Regions from separate parts of the Homo sapiens genome. Here region 2 is linked to region 1. Evidence: chromatin loops called from intact Hi-C (ENCODE). Cell type or tissue: dorsolateral prefrontal cortex. All regions are shown on one strand. Links, peaks and the distances in the headings refer to the core of each region. The heading gives the core; the rest is flanking DNA. Region 1 holds the start of PYDC5 (pyrin domain containing 5). Region 2 overlaps LOC105371460 (a long non-coding RNA gene).

Region 1 (9,773 bases), core at 1,134-9,133:
TTTTTCTTTTGGAGATAAGGTCTTGCCATGTTGCCCAGGCTGATCTCAAACTCCAGAGCTCAAACAATCTACCTACCTCAGCCTCCCAAAGTGCTGGGATTACAGGCATAAGCCACCACATCCATCCTTAATATTTTGGCTGGAATTTGGGTATTAATATATTAAGAAGAGAGAAATAAAATTTACAAGTAATGGAGAAGTGGTGTTTGAATTTTATTTCCTTTTATGTTTTAGATTAAGGGTTGACAATCTTTGGTTCAAGGAAAGAAACTGCTGTTCACACAAATAAGTGCTTCTATGTGTTTGAATGTTTAAGGTATCAAGTCATGAGTGTCAGAAATGCAAAATAATACAGAATTGGCTGGGCGCGGTGGCTCACGCCTGTAATCCCAGCACTTTGGGAGGCTGAGGCGGGCGGATCACAAGGTCAGGAGATCGAGACCATCCTGGCTAACACAGTGAAACCCCGTCTCTACTAAAAATACAAAAAATTAGCTGGGCATGGTGGCGGGCGCCTATAGTCCCAGCTACTCGGGAGGCTGAGGCAGGAGAATGGTGTGAACCCAGGAGGCGGAGCTTGCAGCGAGCCGAGCTCATGCCACTGCACTCCAGCCTGGGCGACAAAGCGAGACCCCGTCTCAAAACATAATAATAATAATAATAATAATACAGAATTATGGACATACAAGATAGGAGAAGTTTATGGTGCAAATACCTATCGCCTTGGTCTTTTTGTTCCCTAACTCAGTGACAGGTGGCTAACTGCTCCTTAGGCTGATAGAGCCAAAACGTGATTCCAGCCTAAGAATCACAAAAGAGCAAAACAGAGGAGGGATTGCTTAGGTAACAGAGATCGAGCTCCTTTAGGAATTTGGAATATGGCAAGTTATTTCTTCTTAGCTTTACGGCAGTAATTTAAGTGTTATGTGATTTTGTAATTGCAGAATATTATGACATAGCCAGAATAAAAATACATCTATTGTCTAAATAGATAACTGGATTCACCAGTTAAATTATCGTGAAAAAATAACTAATAGCAGAAACATTAAAATAAACCATGCGATTTTCTATCAGCTTAGTCTGAAAGTTCACACAAATTCAATTACTTGAAGTTTCCCTGCAATACACCATGTTTTACTTCCTTCTTAGAATCTAGGGTATCTTGCACAGTGGAACCATAGGAAGTTGGATTACTCCCACCAGAGATGGAAGTTTCCAAATTTTCCACTTTTATTAAATATATGTTATATATTTGGCATAATGCCTTGGATTTTGAAAAGCCTTCTTAACCTTGCTGTCTTTTGAAATCATTCTACAAGTAGATAGATATGGTTTGATTATAATTTTGTTTTTTATCTATGCTATTTCTGGCTTGAACATCCCTCTTCAAGAATGTGCAGTGAGGACATTTGCTCTGTGCATTCTCAGGTAACTCTGGCTCTTGAGTAATCAAGCCATATGGATGAATAGAGCCTAGGAAGTAGAGATTCCCAGGGCTGAAGTCTTAGATGGGATGCCTAGACAGTTGATTCAACATATGTTTATTTAACAAATGTTTATTGAGGACCTACTACTCTAGGTGGTAGGAGTACAGCAATAAACAGCACACAAATGCTTGACCACAAGGCACTTCTATTTCAGCAGGCTGGCCATTAAAGAATAAACAAATAGCAACAGCATTTATACTATAATGTCATATATAATATAATGCTTATATATTACAAGCAGATAAATTCTATGAAGAAATACAAATGGTATGAGGTAATAGTAACGGTATCGTGCTATTTTGCAGCATGTGTTCATTGAAGGATGAGCTTAGAAAAAAACAAGCAGAAATCTGAACAGAGTGAAGGAGCAAGCTTTGCCAATATTCTGGTTGAAAAGAAATAAATGATTTGACAAAGAAAATAATTGCTAATGCTTCAATTATAACACTACTATATATCTGAGGGTTGGTGTTTTCGAAGCAAATAACACTAGTTTTTTTTTTCTTTCTTTTTTAATTTTTTTAAACAGAGAATCATTCCATACTCTCTGTATGATAAGCAGGCTGTTGGCATAAGAAAAAGCAGAGCTCCTGGATTCAGAAGACTTGAATTCAGTAATATGTACTGTCTTTTACTAGCTGTTTGGTTCCAGGTAACTCATGCCACCTAATTTAAAATGTAACAATTGAGAGACTATAATAAATGCCAGCTGTTTTGTATCAGGCATACCATACTGTGTATTTACAACCTGGAGATAGGAATTATCATCCCCATTCAGAGATGATTATATGCTCCCTCAACATTTTCTTTTCTTTGTGTCTTCCAGGCTTCATGTGAAAGCACTTTGTACACAGTAAGTTGCTACCCAGTGTCAGCTATTATGCATGGTACAGGACCATACTTCTCAACTACAGTGTGTACACCCCTGGGACATGAAGCCACCAAATCAATTGTCTGCATTTTCTTTGGGTATACATTTTACCCTATAGCAAATACTTTAAAATATGTTTTAAGTAAACAGATATCATGGAGTAAAATGTAAATTTTATATTTATGTGATAAAAGGTGTCTTAATTTTCTTATATATAAATTGTTATTGATATGTGAATGTTAGCACGTAATAGGGTTGTAGGAGGGTTGCATTCTTATAGATAAGTAGGGAAACATGCTGAGTTGACTGTGTTTAGCATATAATAGATGCTCAGGAAATGCAAATTTCCTTCTTTTCTTTCACTGGTAAGACAGGGGCGTTCATGTAGTTTAATCATTTTAAGTATTTGAAATGTGTTCCTTATTTTGAAAATGTCCCTTAAAATACTTTATAAATACTTTCAATTTTTGCTTATAAATTCTACATGTATAAATAGGGTTTCTCTAGCTATCACCTGTCTATAGGAAAAAATAATAAGTTCATATTAAAAGTAATAACTCAGAATTCATTAACATTGTCTCTATCAATGGGAGCCTCCCCTAAAAGTCACAGTTGGTTATCTTCAGCTCATAAACATCCTTTCTTGTTCTTGGCTCAAGTCCTCTACCATATAGGTTGCTACTTTTAAAGTAAAATTACTAAATACTGGTAATTTTGAGCACCTGTTCATATGTGTGTTGGACATTTGAGTAACGTGGTTATTCATACCTATTGTCCATTTTTCACATGGGCTGTACAAATGGGACAATATGTAGTTCTACACACATTCTGAATTATATACATTGCCTATGTTTTCTTTCAGGATTTGGAAGTATTATGTTTAATTTTTCTTTTTTATAAAGAAATTTAGAGTTTACATGCAATCAAATTTAATAAACTTTCCCTTCCTGACTTGCACCTTTTGTGCTTAAGACACCTTCCCCTACCTCAACATATTGAGATTATCCTGTTTTCTTCTAATGGGTTACTGGTCACATTAGGTCTTCAATGTGCTACACACTTTAAATAATCAGATCTCTGTGACTCAGAGGAGAACTCACTCATCAACCAGGGGATGGCACTGAGCCATTCATGAGGGATCCACCCCCATGAGCCAAGCACTTCCCGTCAAGCCCCACCTCCAACACTGGGAATCACATTTCAGCATGAGATTTGGGGAAAATAAATATCCAAACCATATGATTCCAAAAACATGATCCATGAAAGAAGAAATTGAAAAATTGAGCTTTATCTACTGTATACATGTCAAAAAATTTAAATTGCACATGTGAAATATGTGCATTGTGTTGTATGTCAGTTATGCCTGAATAACTCTGTTTTAAAAATAACAGGAAAATGGATCCCATTTTCTAAGAATTCTGGAGGTGGTTGTATACCCTCTGAAGATGTCTTTCCCAGGAAGAAGGACTATCTTGCTTAAAAAGTTATTTCTTATATTTCACCAAAATCTCTTTTACTGTACTGTAAACATTTTATTTTCCCTTTAAAAAATAGTAACAGCTCACCTTGCTTCATTTTGAATGTTGAATCACTTTTGGTGGTATAATCTTACATAGTTTGGATCCCTTATAAGCTGAAAAGTCGTGAGATGGAGAGTAAATATAAGGAGATACTCTTGCTAACCAGCCTGGATAACATCACCGATGAGGAACTGGATAGGTTTAAGTGCTTTCTTCCAGATGAGTTTAATATTGCCACAGGCAAACTGCATACTCTAAACAGCACGAGTAGCCAACTTGATTTAAAACGCTGGCATGGTGTCTGCAGTGAGGAAGACCGTATTTTTCAGAAGCTGAATTATATGCTTGTGGCAAAATGTCTTCGGGAAGAGCAGGAAACAGGTATATGTGGGAGTCCCTCATCTGCCCGGTCCGTTTCTCAGTCAAGACTTGGTCTTTCCTTTCATGGCATTTCTGGGAATGCATGTTGATGAGGGAAACGGGATGACACTAAGCTATTCATGAGGGATCCACCCCCCGTGATCCAGACACCTCCCATCAGGCCCCACCTCCAACACTAGGGATTGCATTTCAGCATGAAAGTCCCCCAGGGAAGGCTGCTGGAATTTGTTTGCTAACTTACTACACCAGCCTCGTTGCCCCCTTTTACTGAGAAATCACTCCTAGGAAGTGTTTGTTACAAATTCCACAAATCCATCCCAGCCTTTGTTTGCATCTCTTGTTCCAGCCCTTAGGGCTGCCACTTCCATTTGTCATATTTTCACTTCTCCAGTTCAATTGCAGCGAACATGAACATGGAATTTCAATCTTAACTTCTCAAAACCTCATTTACATGTTTACCAAAGATTTTAAGATAAAGGAAAGAAATCATAGCACTGGAAAAAAAATAAACTGGGATACTAGGTCGTTTTGTTCTTCCACACAGCCTGCTCATTCTTCTCCCTGTCCCCGGCCTGCTGTGGTCCCAGACGATCCTTTCTTCTTCAAGGGAGTCTTGTATTCATACATCCGCTCTTTCAAATTCAAATATTATTTATCCTTCTCTCTATTTCCTTCCACTAATGACAACAAACTACCCGCACACAAAAACTGTTTTTATATTATTGGACAAATCATTGAATGTCTCCATCTTATCTGCATTTTGTTTACATTTCTGATCTTTTTCTCTATAATTAATATATCCTTTATTTATGTCTGTATAATTAAAATTGACCAACAAAGGAGCATCTCACACTAGGATCCCCCAAAATGAGAGCCTCCAAATGTAACAATTTAGAGATTTTTAAGTTCAACTCTAACAGCAAAACTTATACGACATCTTTTACTCCGTGTGTGTGTGCGCGCGCACGCACGCAGGCACGCAACATGGATAACATGGTTTCTATGTTTACATGATTTCTATGAAGTCGAGATGAAACCATGTAAGTGATAATATAAGCCACAGATCTATACAGATATAAACTGTTAGGCAATATTTAAGGCGCTTTAGCGAAAGGGCTTGTTGTCTTATGCATTATATTTTTCTAGGTTATTCAAAGTCAGAAAGTGTAGTGCTTAGGTATTGCCACAAGGTGGCAGTAACTTCACATAATGTGCGGAAGCAACTAACCGACCTGCAGAAATCAATTAAGTTCCTTTACAGCTCTAAATTTCTATTCTAGATCACGCCTAGGCCTACTTTGAAAGTAGCAAATTTATTTATTTGTGCCCCATGCTACCCTTAACTGTCCCTGGAGGAAACCAGTTTTTTGTTGTGTTTTCTGTAGGTTTCAATTTTCATTCCTTCTTGAAAGTTCTTTCTGCATAACCAGTGCTATGCCTGCATGTGGAGCACTATACAGTATTCTACCCACGATCTCACCTCATGGAAGATAGAGGAGATCTGGAGAAATCTTTAATGAAGACGGTTAATAATCATTTTATGGGAAAGATCAGTAGATGGAAAGAGAGATGACAAAGTATGAGGACACTTAAGCCTGGAAAAAGGAAGCTGAGAGAGCTTGTGATCAAATTCTGTAAAAGTCCTGCAAGATTAAAATAGAAAGTTGAAAATGATAAATGAAATAATAAGTGAGAATTCTGCATCTGATTATTAATGAAAAAGAGATTTACAGTGGGCAGACATACTCGTCCACAAATATCGGTACCACTGTGTGGGAGATGAAATATGACTGATGTGATGTGGTAGAATGATAGGCTGATTCCCTTGGCCTCCCTTCACTCTGTTTTTTCTCGTATACTCTCAACACAGAAGGGAAACTTTATCTTCATACCTCTCTGAAACCAGTTTCATGAAACTAAGCTACCTTTGAAAGTTAGTTTTACTACTTCTTAGAGTAGACATTCCTTTACACTAACCCTGACAGAGTCCATGACTTTCTATTGTTTGAAATGTAGTGACATATTGTTAGATATATAGTTTACAAATATTTTATCCCATTCTGTAAGCTGTCCCTTCATTCTGTTGATTGTATACTGTGCAGAAGTTTTTAAGTTTGATGTAATCTCATTTATCCATTTGTGCTTTTGCTGCCTGTGCTTTCGAGGTCTTATTCAAACAATTCTTACACATACCAATGTCCTAAGGCATTTTCTCTGTGTTTTCTTCTAGTAGTTTCATAGTTCTGGATCTTACCTTTAAGTCTTTAATTCATTTTGAGTGACTTTCACATGTTGTGAAACATAAGAGTCTAATTTTATTCTTCTTCATGTGATTATTCAAAACATATAAGGAATTCAAAGAACTCAATACTTGGTATAAAATAAACAAAAACAAAATAAAATAACCTGATTACAAAGTAGATAAAAGCCTGAATAGACATTTCTGAAACGAAGTCATACAAATGGCCACCAGGTATATGAAAAATTCTCCACATCACCAAACATTGAGTAATGCAAAGCAAGGCCATAATGAGATTTCACCTCATCCCAGTTTGAACGGCTATTATCAAAAAGACAAGAGATAACAAATGTCAGCAAGGATGTGGAGAAAAAGGAGCTCCTTACACTGTTGGTGAGAATGTAAACTCATAAAGCCATTATGGGAAATAGTATGGAGGCGCCTCAAAAAATTAAAAAGAGAAATACCATATGATGTAGCAGTCCCACTTCTTATAGTAAGAAGAATGAAATGAGTATGTTGAAGAGCTCTCTACACTCTCGTATTTATTGCAGCACGATTCACGGTTATGAATGGCACTATTCACAATTCACATTGATTGATGTGGATTCAGCCTAAGTGTCCACTAGTGGATGAATGGATAAAGAAAATGTGAAGGCACATGCTGACAAACATACAGATGCACTTAAATTTATACTAAAAATCACTGGACTGCGTTGCTAACTTCCATTAGGGAAGAATGTAGAACAGACCATGGGATTCTTTCATTGCCAGGTTCATGTGACCCTTTCCATATGGTCAACACCAGACCAGAAATTTAATCAGTTCCAGCCCAAGTGCCATCACCAAAATGTGAGAAGGCTGCCCACTGCTCAAAGGTTTTCAATTAAGATAGGTACTCCTGGCTGGGTGCGGTGGCTGAGGCCTGTAATCCCAGAACTTTGGGAGGCCAAGGCGGGTGATCACGAGGTCAGGAGATCGAGACCATCCTGGCTAACACAGTGAAACCCCGTCTCTACTAAAAATACAAAAAAAAAAAAAAAAAAAAAAAAATTAGCCGGCCATGGTGGCCGGTGCCTGTAGTCCCAGCTACTCGGGAGGCTGAGGCAGCAGAATGGCGTGAACCCAGGAGGTGGAGCTTGCAGTGAGCTGAGATCGCACCACTGCACTCCAGCCTGGGCGACAGAGCGAGACTCTGTCTCAAACAAACAAACAAACAAAAAGATAGGTACTCTTTTTTTGAACATGTGACATGGGTGTAGACAACTGTGTTTCAGTTTGACTGGGAAGATAAAAGTGTTTTCTTTATAGAGGAAGAAAGCCCAGGTCTGTGCCCTCAGGGCAGGCTGGGGAAATTGAAAGTGTGGTTTGGGTAAGACGGTACCTGGTAGAAAGGACATCCATGCAGAATCAGTGCACATTGAGTGCAAAAGGTGGCTTTGGTGGCTAGACAAATGGCCCTTTGTAAGGAAGGCTATGCACACTGGTGTCAGCAGCTCTGGCCAGTTCTAGTTGAATCTACAGAACCTGACAGGGCATGATTGATGAACCCCTAAGTTAGAAACACCTGGGTCCAGGTAACTGAGGACTGTTCCACACATACAAAAAGCATGGAGAAAGACGTGTGGCTTATCAATGAAAAGTAAAATGTTAAGCCCTTCACTGACTGAACAGATCCCTTCTTGGCCAAGGGGACCCCAGGAAAACCTTAAAACTGAGTTTCTGGCCATGATGGGTGGGAGGTCAGACACACTTCACTATACCCTACCTCCCTTTTATGGTTTAGACACAACAACTGATCAGGATTGTTAAAACAGAGATCATAAAACTGACAGAACAGACTCTTCATGGCCAAAAAATACCAAATTATACACAGGACCTAGGGCCATGCCAGGCAAAGATTAAGTCGTGCACTCCAACACTTAAAGAATAAATAATGTTCTAGTACTTCCAGTCCAGGCCAGAGGAATTAGGCAAGAGAAAAAACAATAAAGGGCAAGAGTAAGTCAAACTATCCTTTTTTGCAGATAACATGATTCTATATCTAAAAAACCATAGTCTCAGCCCCAAAGCTCTATCAGCTGATAAACAACTTCAGCAAAGTTTTAGGATACAAAATCAATGTACAAAAATAAGTAGTATTCCTATACACTAACAACTGCCAACCGGAGCGCCAAAACAGGAATTCAATCCCATTCACAACTGCCAATAAAAGAATAAAATACCCAGGAATACAGCTAACCAGGAAGGTGAAAGATTTCTACATTGAGGGTTATAGAACACTTCTCAAAGAAATCTGAGATGACACAAACAAATTGAAAAACATTTCACGCTCATGGATAAGAAGAATTAATTTCACTAAAATGTCCATACTGCCCAAAGCAATTTACAGATTCAATGCTATTCCTATCAAATTACCATTGACATTCTTCACAGAACTAGAAAAATCTACTCTAAAATTAATATGGAATCAAAAAAGAGCCCGAATAGCCAAGACAATCCTAAGCAAAAGGAATAAAGCTGGAGGCATCATGTTACCTGACTGCAAACATACTACAGGGCTACAGTAACCAAAGCAGCATGGCATTGGTACAAAAACAGATACACAGACCAGTGGAACAGAATAGATAGCTCAGAAATAAGGCCGTACACCTACAACCATCTGATCTTTGGCAAAGCTGACAGAAGCAAGCAATGGGGAAAGGACTCCCTTTTCAATAAATGGTGCTAGGAGAACTGGCTACCCATACGAACAAGATTGAAACTAGACCTCTTCCTTATACCATATACAAAAATCAACTCAAGCTGGATTAAAGACTTAAATGTAAAACCCAAAACTATAAAAATCCTGACGACAACTTAGGCAATACCATCTGGACATAGGAACGGTCAAAGATTTCATAACAAAGATGCCAAAAGCAATCATAACAAAAGCAAAAATTGAAAAATGGAATCTAATTAAACGTAAGAGCTTCTGTACAGCAAAAGAAACTATCAACAGAGTAAACAGACAATCTATAGAATAAAAGAAAATTTTGCAAACTATGCATCTGACAAATGTCTAATATCCAGCATCTATAAGGAACTTAAACAAATTTACAAGAAAAAAACAAACAACCTTGTTGAAAAGCGGGCAAAGAATGTGAACAGATGTTTTTCAAAGAAGACATATGTGTGGCCAAAAAGCACATGAGTAAAAGCTCAATAGGACTGATCATGAGAAAAATGCAAATCAAAACCACAATGAGATATATCTCACACCAGTCAGAATGGCT
Region 2 (9,773 bases), core at 544-8,543, 850 kb after region 1:
AAAAATGGGGTACTTGAGGAAAAGCAGCAGAATCCCCAAAGACTCCCAAGGACCAAGATCATTTCCCACTCTGCCCAAATATGCCTCCCTTGCCTCGATGTTTGTCCATGCTGTCAAGGTGCTGTAGTGTGAGTATGTAACCACTGGTATGTCTGACTGAGTGATCAAGGGTCACAACACAAGAAGAAAAAGGACAGGAGACAGCAGTATAATTTGTCCTCATTTAGCATGTCCATGTTCACATCTGCATCCCAACAACCCCTCCCTACTAATGAGGAACTCCAGGAATGTACCAGAAATGCCAGTGACTCCACCCCACCCTAACCCCACCATACCTTAGCCAACAGAACATAAGGAAAAGAGTAAGAGCTTTTTAGTCAAACAACGCTCAAACCTTGGTTCTTTCATCTCCTCCGTCACTAACAGCAGTGAGATTTTGAACAAGTTATTTGTTTCACAATCTATAAAATTGTGGTCAAAGTGCCTCCAGTGGGAGGGAGACCAGCCAGGACCCCTTTCCTAACAGGCAACTTTGTACATTTCAGTAATGCTCCCCAGGTACAGTAAATACACAGTCCAGGTAAAATGGACCTCCTTGTAGTCCCTTCTACCTCTCCCTCACCCTCCCTTATTCCTTTCCTCTCTAGACTCTCCTAATGGACTAAACATCCTCCTCATATTCATTTTGATCGGAAAAAAAAAGGGAACCGAAGCTGACCTTCTACATCTCCCCCTGCACACTGCTTCCAACACACACACCCCTCCCCCTGCCAAAGCTTGTTCACAACAATCCTGATCGCGTTCTTGCACCTTATCAGGATTCTCTGCACATGCTATGTTTCAAATGGACACATCATCTAGGAAAAGTTTTCACTGGGCCTAGAAAGAATCCTTAGACCCAAAAGAAAGAGGATAAAACAAATGAATAACTGGCAAAAGGAAAAATGTACGCTTGACTTCATAGCATCTCTGAAAAGAAAACTAAACTCAGAAGTACCATTTTGAGTAAAATTGTTCTTCCCTTTCTTGCTTCCCCTTCTGCTGTACAGTTTCTTTTCCCAACAATCTTTTCCTCAAATAGAGTTGTATGAGCCACCTGGGGAGAGTCAAAGGAAGGTTGGTGTGTAACCCCAGGGAATTCCCAATATGAGGGAATTCAAGTGAAAATGAAATGAACAGAGGGAAACTATTTAGTGACAAAGAATCTAAATTCCAGCTTCTGAATCCCAGAGCCATTTTTCAGACATTAATATGAAAAGAGAAAATACTGGCAATATTGAGGCCATCATAAAGAATATGCTTTTACAATGAATTAGGCAGAGGAACAAGGAGTGGTTTTTTGGTGTGCCTTGCTCCAGGGCACCTACATCTATCCGGGAAGACATGTCATAATTAATATAGCTTAAAGGGTGGCAGAAATTGAACAGGCAGTGAAATGAGGAAGATTTCTAGTGCCTCCTAAATGGGGACTTCACATTGTGGTGTCGTGATATGCTAGGAAGTAGTATGAATTCCCAACATTAAATATAATCAAATGAAAACACTACTCCCAAACTAAAGAAAGATGAGCCTCTTCACAAGTCTATTCTCTTCACAGGATGTAAGGATGACTCAGAGTTGATCATCCTTACAAAAATGGCCTACAATTCAATATCAGCAACAAGCAAGAAACTATTCTATTCAGAGAATATTCAGAGAAATTCCATTTTCAAGTGATACTAACTCAAGACCTACAGAGTCTTCATATTTATTTTAATTTCATAAAATAAGCCTAAGGCTGGAAGAAAAATATATAGACACTTCCGACAGATTTTGATACTAAAAGCAATCATCCATATCCAGCACCTTTCCATGTAGCCAGTGACGAGCAAGCTGGGTTTAACTAAGCAAAATGTATGAACATAAATGGTGGGGGAAAAACTCAGATCTGTGGAAAAATGATGGGGACTAATGGGGGACGGGAAGCACAGAGCTGTGAAAAAATGACGGGGAAGAGGGAAGCAAGAAGGTTTAAAGGGGTTTAGCAAAAACAAGAGCTTTACATTCACTCATCTACTCATACTGACTGTATGCCAGGTACTAGGAACACAATGCTGAATAGGACATATTCCATGTCTGCATGGAGATTACAACTAGTAAGGTGGATATACACCTAAGCCTGACATAATACAGCATAATTAAGTACTAAAGTCGGGGCAAACCAACTTGAGGAAAGACCCCTTAACCCATCATGGGGTGTGAGAGGTCACGAAAAGCATCCCAGAGTAAAGAAGGTCAGAAGCCAAGGCAAATGCCAAGGTGAAAGGCATTGTGAACAAATCTCCTTTCCTACTCACCTAATGTCCTTTTTACTTTCACTTATGGCCCAGACAAAAGGCGATGATCAAAAGAGGTGGGTAAACGGACCAGAGGATGAAACCAGCTGAAACCATGATGTTATAATCACACATACAACTATGTGAAAATTTGAGAATACAGGAGGGAGAGTGTAACTCTGAGACTGACAGAGGTGATGTTTAGGCCAAATAGTGGAGGTTGGGTAAAAAAAAAAATGGCAAGAGAATCGTAGTGGGAGACATTGACAGAGTATTCATGGCTGATCGATTTCATCAGCCCAAACAGAACTGTCACCTAGAGTCCACTGCTCAAATTGGCTCCTTTTATTTTTTCCTGGTAAACTAGCCAACATATGTGGAGTATGCTCAATTGCCCCTTCTAGAAGGCCTTAAAAAAAAAAGTGTTTTTTTTCTCTCTTCAGTATTTTATTTGATGTTTCTGTTAGATTTCTTATCCCTAAGCAATGGCAGAAAAATATGTTTGCCAATATACAATCAGCTCTGAGAGTCAAATGAAAACTGTCCTTCTTTACATGTATAGGTTTCTCCAGTGCTGCATGAGGGCGCAGTTGTGCTCAACTTTTTCTCAAGGTCAATACTACATTTATAGATTTCTTCACCATTGAGGATTTTGGTGTTGGATGAAATGAAGGCACCAAAAGATGCTTCACAGCATTGGACATAATATATGGGACTTCTCCTTCAAGTGGATTCTCTTGAAGCTGAGGAAGGACGGCACACTAAGTGAAGATCTTCCCACTTACTGCCTGCACAGACCCACTCCCCTGAAGAATGCTTCTGTGGAACAATCACATCTTAGGGGAAATCACTGACATATTCTTCTTGGTGAGTTGCCGTCTATCTTTCACTGTCTTCCTGTTGCTGAACAATTTACAGATTGGAGGATGTACAGCATTTATGGACCTTTCTTGTAATATTTCAGTATACTGTGATACCCTGGAAATGTCCTGCTAACCAAACCTGAGTAAAAAAAGAAAAAAAAATACATGTCTCAAATGTATATTAGTATTATGGGAATCCAACATTTTTGAGAATTCAAAACAAAGGAAGAAAACCAAAATGAGGTATAGCCAAATTTCCAACTTCCTTCCTTCCTTCTTTCTCTTTTTTTTTTTTTTTTTGGAGACAGTATCTCACTCTGTCGCCAAGGCTGGAGTGCAGTAGCATGATTATGGCTCTCTCTGCAGTCTTGACCTCCCAGACTCAAGCGATCCTCCCACCTCAGCCTCCCGAGTAGCTGGGACCACAGGTCCAGTCACCACCATGTCTGGCTAGTTTTTGTATTTTTTGTATAGATGGGGTTTCACCATTTTGCTCAGGCTGGTCTCAAACTCCTGGGTTCTGGTCAACTTTCATTCATCCATTATCACTCTCCACTTTCAACTATTACTCTACATATTTTTTAAATGAAAAATAGTATTGGTTTTATTGCATATTTCATGCTTTGAAAGAGATAATAAGCAGATTCTGGAAGTTCTTTGAAAATACAACCATGGTGTTTTTGAGAGCTAGACTAAAATATGACTTTAACATGATATACAAAAGAAATAGCTTGGGTCAGAACAAAGGGAAGGGGGCCTTAAGAATGGGAAGTGGAGTGTATAACAGAGAAAGATGTGAAGAAGCAAAATACTTTGGAATTAGCTGGGGTAGGTATGGGAAGGAGCAGAAGCACACACAGAAAGGTAAAAGATAAATCGATGTCATTCTGCAATGTTGCTCACCTGTATATCTGTGTTCTCTACAACTGAACTCTCAGCATCTAAGATTCTAACTAATGCATCCCCACCACAGAGCTCACAGACCTCTGCACACAGCCAGCACTAAAGAGTTTTTGAGGGCACAAGAAGTTTTACTCTCTCTTCCCCCTCTTTCACCATATATCTCCCTGACGACTTCTTCAAACCTAATACATCAGTTTCCTCTCTTTTTCCAATTTGTTTCACTTCCCACTCTCTGACCTAGAAGTCAACCCAGGGTTAGGTCCTCTGTTAAATGACAGGCTGTGGAGGCCAGAGACAAAATGGCAGGTCTGAGAGTTCCTATCTAAGGCCACCAGACTTCAAAGAAGCAAAGAGGCTACAGAGAGGTAGAACATAGAGGTGGAACCAGAAGAGACAAGGATCGGAAGAGAAGCAGAAATAAGTGAAATGAAGTAGGATGGTTCCGATCTGCTCGTGCCTAAAAACATTTACTGTGGGATCCTTTTCTTAGGGTCCTTGGCGTGACTCCTGGGGCAAGGGCAGAGTGTTAGAGGAGCCCTGTCTAGGACAAAAACAAGAAAAGGTACTCACGAGGGAGAGAAGGATGAAGATTCCAGGAACTGCGTGTGAGAAAGAGGACAGAAACAGAGTATTTAAGACTAGTCGGAGCTAGTATGAAATAATAAAGGGAATCTGTAGGTATTATAGAGGGAAGCCAAAGATGTGGGAGGAACTGAGCGTTAACGAAGGCAAGGCAGAAAGTGACCCTAGAAATGCTGTCGGGTTTCCAGTCCCTGCTCACACTTCATTCAATGTCTCATCCAAAAGAGAAACAGCAGAATTAAGCCACACCCACGTAGCTAGTCCACACTCGATTCCCCCGTGCAAGCAACTTTTTCTCAAATGATTTTCTCAAAAATCTTCGTGACTCAACTAGTCGCGAAGATTTCCTCTTAAAAGAACAAACTGCTACCACCCTGCAAAAACTACAACACCCATAGTGCCCCGCGCACAGCCCGAGTGACCCATTCTCTTCCGATTCCCACCAGCTAACGGTCTTAGCCAATTTCCTCGGCCGGGAAATGATTTGGAGCACATGCGCACTTCCCCTCCTTGTCCTGGGCTGGCCTCCAACTTGGAACGCCGGCGAACCGCCTGACCTCTTCCGGCGGCCTCAGCCTGGGACGCATGCGCACATCGAGGCTCCCCGACATCAGGCGCGGGTCTTTAATTACATATTTTGCTATGCTCCAGGCTATGCATTTGGAACAGTGCTTTCCTTTTTATCTTTATTTTGTTTCTTTTGCTTAACTTCGGGATGCAGCAATGAAGTGTTATTAAAAGAGCCCTAAAGCTGAGAGTGAAATTTGGACTCTGTAACAAACCAGCTGTGGGGTCTTAAGCAAGTCACTTAAACGTGGGGACCTCGGCCTCCAAACCAGATGACACTCGAGGCACAGCCTGCCTCCTATCGCTGCTGGAAAGACTGTGGAAATGGTACTGTTGGTGCCCATAGACCTCCAGACCCCCATGGGACAGCAGCTGGGCATTCCTCCACCATTGAATGAAGTGTGAGCAGGGACTGGAAACCGGACAGCAATTCTAGGGCCAGTTGGAAGGAGAGGTAGGGAAAGAGAAGCTTCCTTCGCCTTTCCCTCGAGCCCACGTCTCATCAGTAAGCAATTCCTGACAGTTCTCCACCTACATATCTTCCCACTTTTCTCCATCCACACTGCCATTTCTCTATCTCCACTGCCATACCATTTTCTCTTGCTTAAATGATTTCCCTGTTTCTAGTCCCTACCCTACCGGCTGTGGGATCATTCTAAGATGCAAATTTGATCATTAAAATATTTCATGGCTTCTCTTGGCCCACAGAATAAAGTCCGAACACCTTAACAAGGCTGTCATTGCCTGACTTCTTCCTAGTCTTCCAGACTTCCTTCTCTCCCTCTGTGTTCCAGTCATCTTCAGAAACTATCAGTTTAACAAACCAGGCTGCCTCTTACTTCAAAGACTTTTTGCATGTAGAAACAACTTAATGAACATTCTGAACTCTGCTGAACATATTCTCAATGAGGTTTTAACCAGTGCCTTCAACCATACTCTCAGTTCTTCCAGCCCTGACGGATTCTGTAGTTTTCTGTTTACTTAATTATTAGAAGTCCAGTCTAATGCAGTCCACTTAAAATCTTACATCTCATTTCAAGTTTTGCAGTGAGATTTGCAAAACTTCCTTCCTTCCCCTCAGCACCAGCCAGACTTGAGCAGTGGAGCTTGGTTTGGGGAAGTGGTGTATTCTGTCCTTTAATAGAAGTCTGCCTTTCCCAAAAATACTTATTGTGTTGGGACCCTGAGGAAAAATCAGGGAGGGCTGGGAAGTGAGGGCCAAAAGTCATTTTGCCTAACTGGGCATTTAATTGCAATTGTCTGTTGGTTCTCTCCACCTCTCAGTTGAAGGCTGATTGGTCACGAATACCTTCCATTTGGAAGGTACCCAAATGCTAGTTCTTAATAGGCACATGGGTTAGTTCCCTGGGAGCTCTCCCCAGTACACAATTCCTTGATGGGAGATCTGCTGCAGCTTAAAACTGTTACTGGTAGAGGGTCTTGACTGCAAGTTGTCCAGATTTTTGGCGTTTTCAACAAAGGATTGGACAAAACGCACAGCAAAGCAAGGAAAGAAGGAACAAAAGCAGAGATTTATTGAAAGTGGAAGTACACTCCACAGTGTGGGAGCAGGCTGAGCAGAGGCTCAAGGGCTCTGATGCAGCATTTTCTTGGGTCCAAATACCCCCTAGAGGTTTCCCATCGGCCACTTGGTGTTCACCCCATGTAAATGAAGTGGTGGCCCACAATCAGTCTGATTGGTTGTGGAAAACAACCAATCAGAGGCTGAAGTGAAGTTACAAAGTTACACTCCTATGCAAACATCTGATTGATTGCAAAAAGCAACCAATCAGAGGTACTTTCAGTTTCCCATCTGCCCTGCAGAAAAGGTAGGAGTTTTTAAAGGGAGCAGCTTCTGGTCCTTTTGTTACTTAGGCGTGGAAAGTTAAGGCTTTCCTTTCAATTTAGTTCTAAGGAAGTCGGCATGAAACCGCCTTAGGTTCCTTGCCTTCAGACCCTATTCTCCTGCCTCATAACTACTTCCCACAACCCCTCAGCCCTGCTCTTGGTGGTATAACTAGGTTCCCTGGCTTGGCAGCCAATTCTCTTGGAAGGAGAACCGGCAAGATGGCCCACACCCTGTTGAGTTTCACACTGTTCATTTAACTCACAGTAAACTCACACCGATTTCCACACTGTTCATTTGACTCACACATCCTTGCTAAACCAAGTGGTAAGAGTGATAGCTCTTTCCCTGTCATCCTTCTCTCCCTGCTCTAGTGATCACAGAGTACAGATCAACAAGCTCATCAGCAGATATCCAACCAGAGATTGAGATAACAGTCTCTTCTTGCCAGCCCACCAATTTCTATGAGTGATTCTCTTGGAGACCCCTCACTTGGAGGAGGTGAGAACAAAAGTCACATCACTCATTTCCGTGGCTGGGTACACACGACTCCATCAGTGCCCTTTCTCTTTTTACCTCCATATTATCTTCTAGGGGATGGTTTTAAATCTAGGAGATGTTAAGGATGGGGAGCTGTAGTATGGTTCGGGGTAGCAGAACTAACTTTCCACTTTTAATGGCACCTCTAGGATGTTAGCGCAGGACAATATATTCCAAGTGGCCTTGGACAAACCCAGTTCTCCTCTCTTTCTTGCTTGTTATTCTCAAGAAAAACTGTAAAATGTGCTGGGAATACAATATCCTGAGAAAGGAAGGAACCGCTTGAAATAGACTGGGCCTCCTTGTTCCTGTCCCTCCTAGGGAATGTAACATCTGGAGTTAGAGAGGAGGTGCCAGGGACAGCCCAGGCTTTGTACCTCTCTCCCCTGGAAGCAGGATGCCCTTCCCAGCTTTGTCCAGTGAGTCACATGACCCCTGAGGTATATAACTCATAGTGGGCTGCCTTTTGGGGCCCCTCACTTGTGGTGCACATGGGGCATGTACGGGCAACACTCAATCCTGCCCAGGAAGCTTCCTTGAGCCTTGAGGGCTGCCTCACAATGGATCCTAGGCTTCTTTTTTCCCTTGCTGCTTGCCTGTAAGTAATAATCCCACCTCACAAAATTTGTTGCATGTGAGTGTATCTCCAGCAGACATTGGTAGACCTTCAGGCCAGGATGTAGTGGGCAGAAGTGTGTGGGCTCCTATTTCTGTCGATTGGCATAGTGTCGATCTCTGCTGTCCTGCTTGTAGTGGGAGTCTTCTCTTGGGATTGGTTATTAGTGAACCTGCCTCACAAAATTGATGCTATGAGCAGGGTCTGATCTGACAGAACCATGGCTTTCTGGTGAAGTGGGACGGTGATATCCCCCTGTATCTGACCCAAGGCAGAGATGTCAGCCTGGGCATTCAGGAACTGACGGGACATGCAGCTGGATGAGTCATGGGGAGGGAAGGATGATAAGCGAAACATAGTCTCCCCACCTCCCCTGCAGATGGGAGTGAGCTGGCTGCATAGACCGAGGAGAGGGTATGGAATGTAGAAACAGGATAGAGCAGTGTACAATTCCCTGGGTGTTGGGCACTTACGTAATCGCTCATTCCCAGGCCAGAGAGCTTGGGAAGTGGGTATTCTGATGGACCCTGAGGCACTTGAGAGAGAATGGGAAAGAGGTCCTCAGACAGTCCCTGGAACATCTGAGAGGGAACCAACACACACAGGGTGGGTCTTCACAGATGGGGAGACCGCCTATCTAAAGGATGGATATGGAGGAAGGCCAGGGAAGTCTTACGCAGCCTGGGCGGTGTGTTTGATAAAGGACACTGCAGACCCAAATGTCTCAGGCTGAATGGTGCAGTTAGAAATGGAGCCAAGGTCTCTGGGTCCCCACTGAGTACCAATGGCTCCATACTCCTGTCAGGATAAAAGGGGGAAGGAGAAGGATTCAGACTTTTCTGGGGTTCTTGTGCCCTGGGGCCCACATTACAATATTTCCAGGTCCCCTTAGGGGAAAAAAAGTTAAACTGATGACATCAGGAAGTTTGGAAATGAATATGGTAGCTCATGGTACCTATTTGCTTGTGGTGCTTATCTGCTTGTGGGTGGGGCCCTTTGGGCCATTTCAGGTGCCAGTGATCATGATTCCATCACTAAGTGTATTGTAGGCACTGACATTTTGGCTGCTTCTGGAACAAAATATCACCACTGCCTGAGGGGGTATGTCCTTTCACAGCTAAGAGTTCAAGCCATTAACAGTGGGGTATAGGCACTCCTGCCTGCCACCTAAGCTACTCAGGACCCATTGGGTTACTAAAAAAAAAAAGCAGTATTACATATTAAATGGAGAACAGGACATTACTTAGCTAATTCAAAACTTGCTACAGATAAAAATGTTATAAGCTATGCTTTCACAGTGTAACTGCCCAATTTGGCCAGTCAGAAATGCCTTTGGGGCATGGAGACTCACAATGGACTGTCCCAGGCTGAATGCCAAGGCCATCTGGGCTGGAAGCCAAAGAAGTATCCCAGATAAAGTCAAGCAAAAATGTTTAACCCTCATAGCATCCACTAATAAAAAGGAGGCCCAACAGCTGGTCAACCTCTTTGGATACTGACAACAGTATGTACCTTACCTAAGTGTCCTTCTGGCCCCCTTA

What was found. Hi-C counts contacts between places; a loop is a spot of excess contacts. Peaks named below come from ENCODE experiments on the same cell type or tissue, not always from the same donor. Only the 100,000 strongest peaks of a DNase experiment are listed, where the experiment ranks them.
Region 2: a loop joins it to region 1, with 15 times the contacts of the local background. A loop is called at or near these places in 5 of 110 quality-filtered maps.

What each region holds. Positions count from the first base shown.
Region 1 is chr1:158,994,546-159,004,318 of GRCh38, reverse strand. It overlaps PYDC5 (pyrin domain containing 5), which reads left to right and starts at 1,568. Exons shown (of 1, transcript NM_001320010.2): 1 at 1,568-4,348. The coding sequence starts at 4,007. The coding sequence ends at 4,348. It also overlaps a transcript of IFI16 not described here. RefSeq lists an enhancer at 7,831-7,940. In dorsolateral prefrontal cortex, for the core only: CTCF peaks have their summits at 5,236 and 5,435 (motif pointing right); DNase peaks (open chromatin) are centred at 3,498, 4,418, 4,818 and 5,218; H3K4me3 peaks cover 2,908 bases; H3K27ac peaks cover 5,166 bases.
Region 2 is chr1:158,145,208-158,154,980 of GRCh38, reverse strand. The region is part of intron 1 of LOC105371460 (a long non-coding RNA gene); the gene reads right to left. Among named protein-coding and RNA genes, the nearest start is that of LINC01704, 9.5 kb to the right of the region's middle. In dorsolateral prefrontal cortex, for the core only: CTCF peaks have their summits at 4,940 and 5,146; DNase peaks (open chromatin) are centred at 5,150 and 5,542; H3K4me3 peaks cover 1,402 bases; H3K27ac peaks cover 2,176 bases.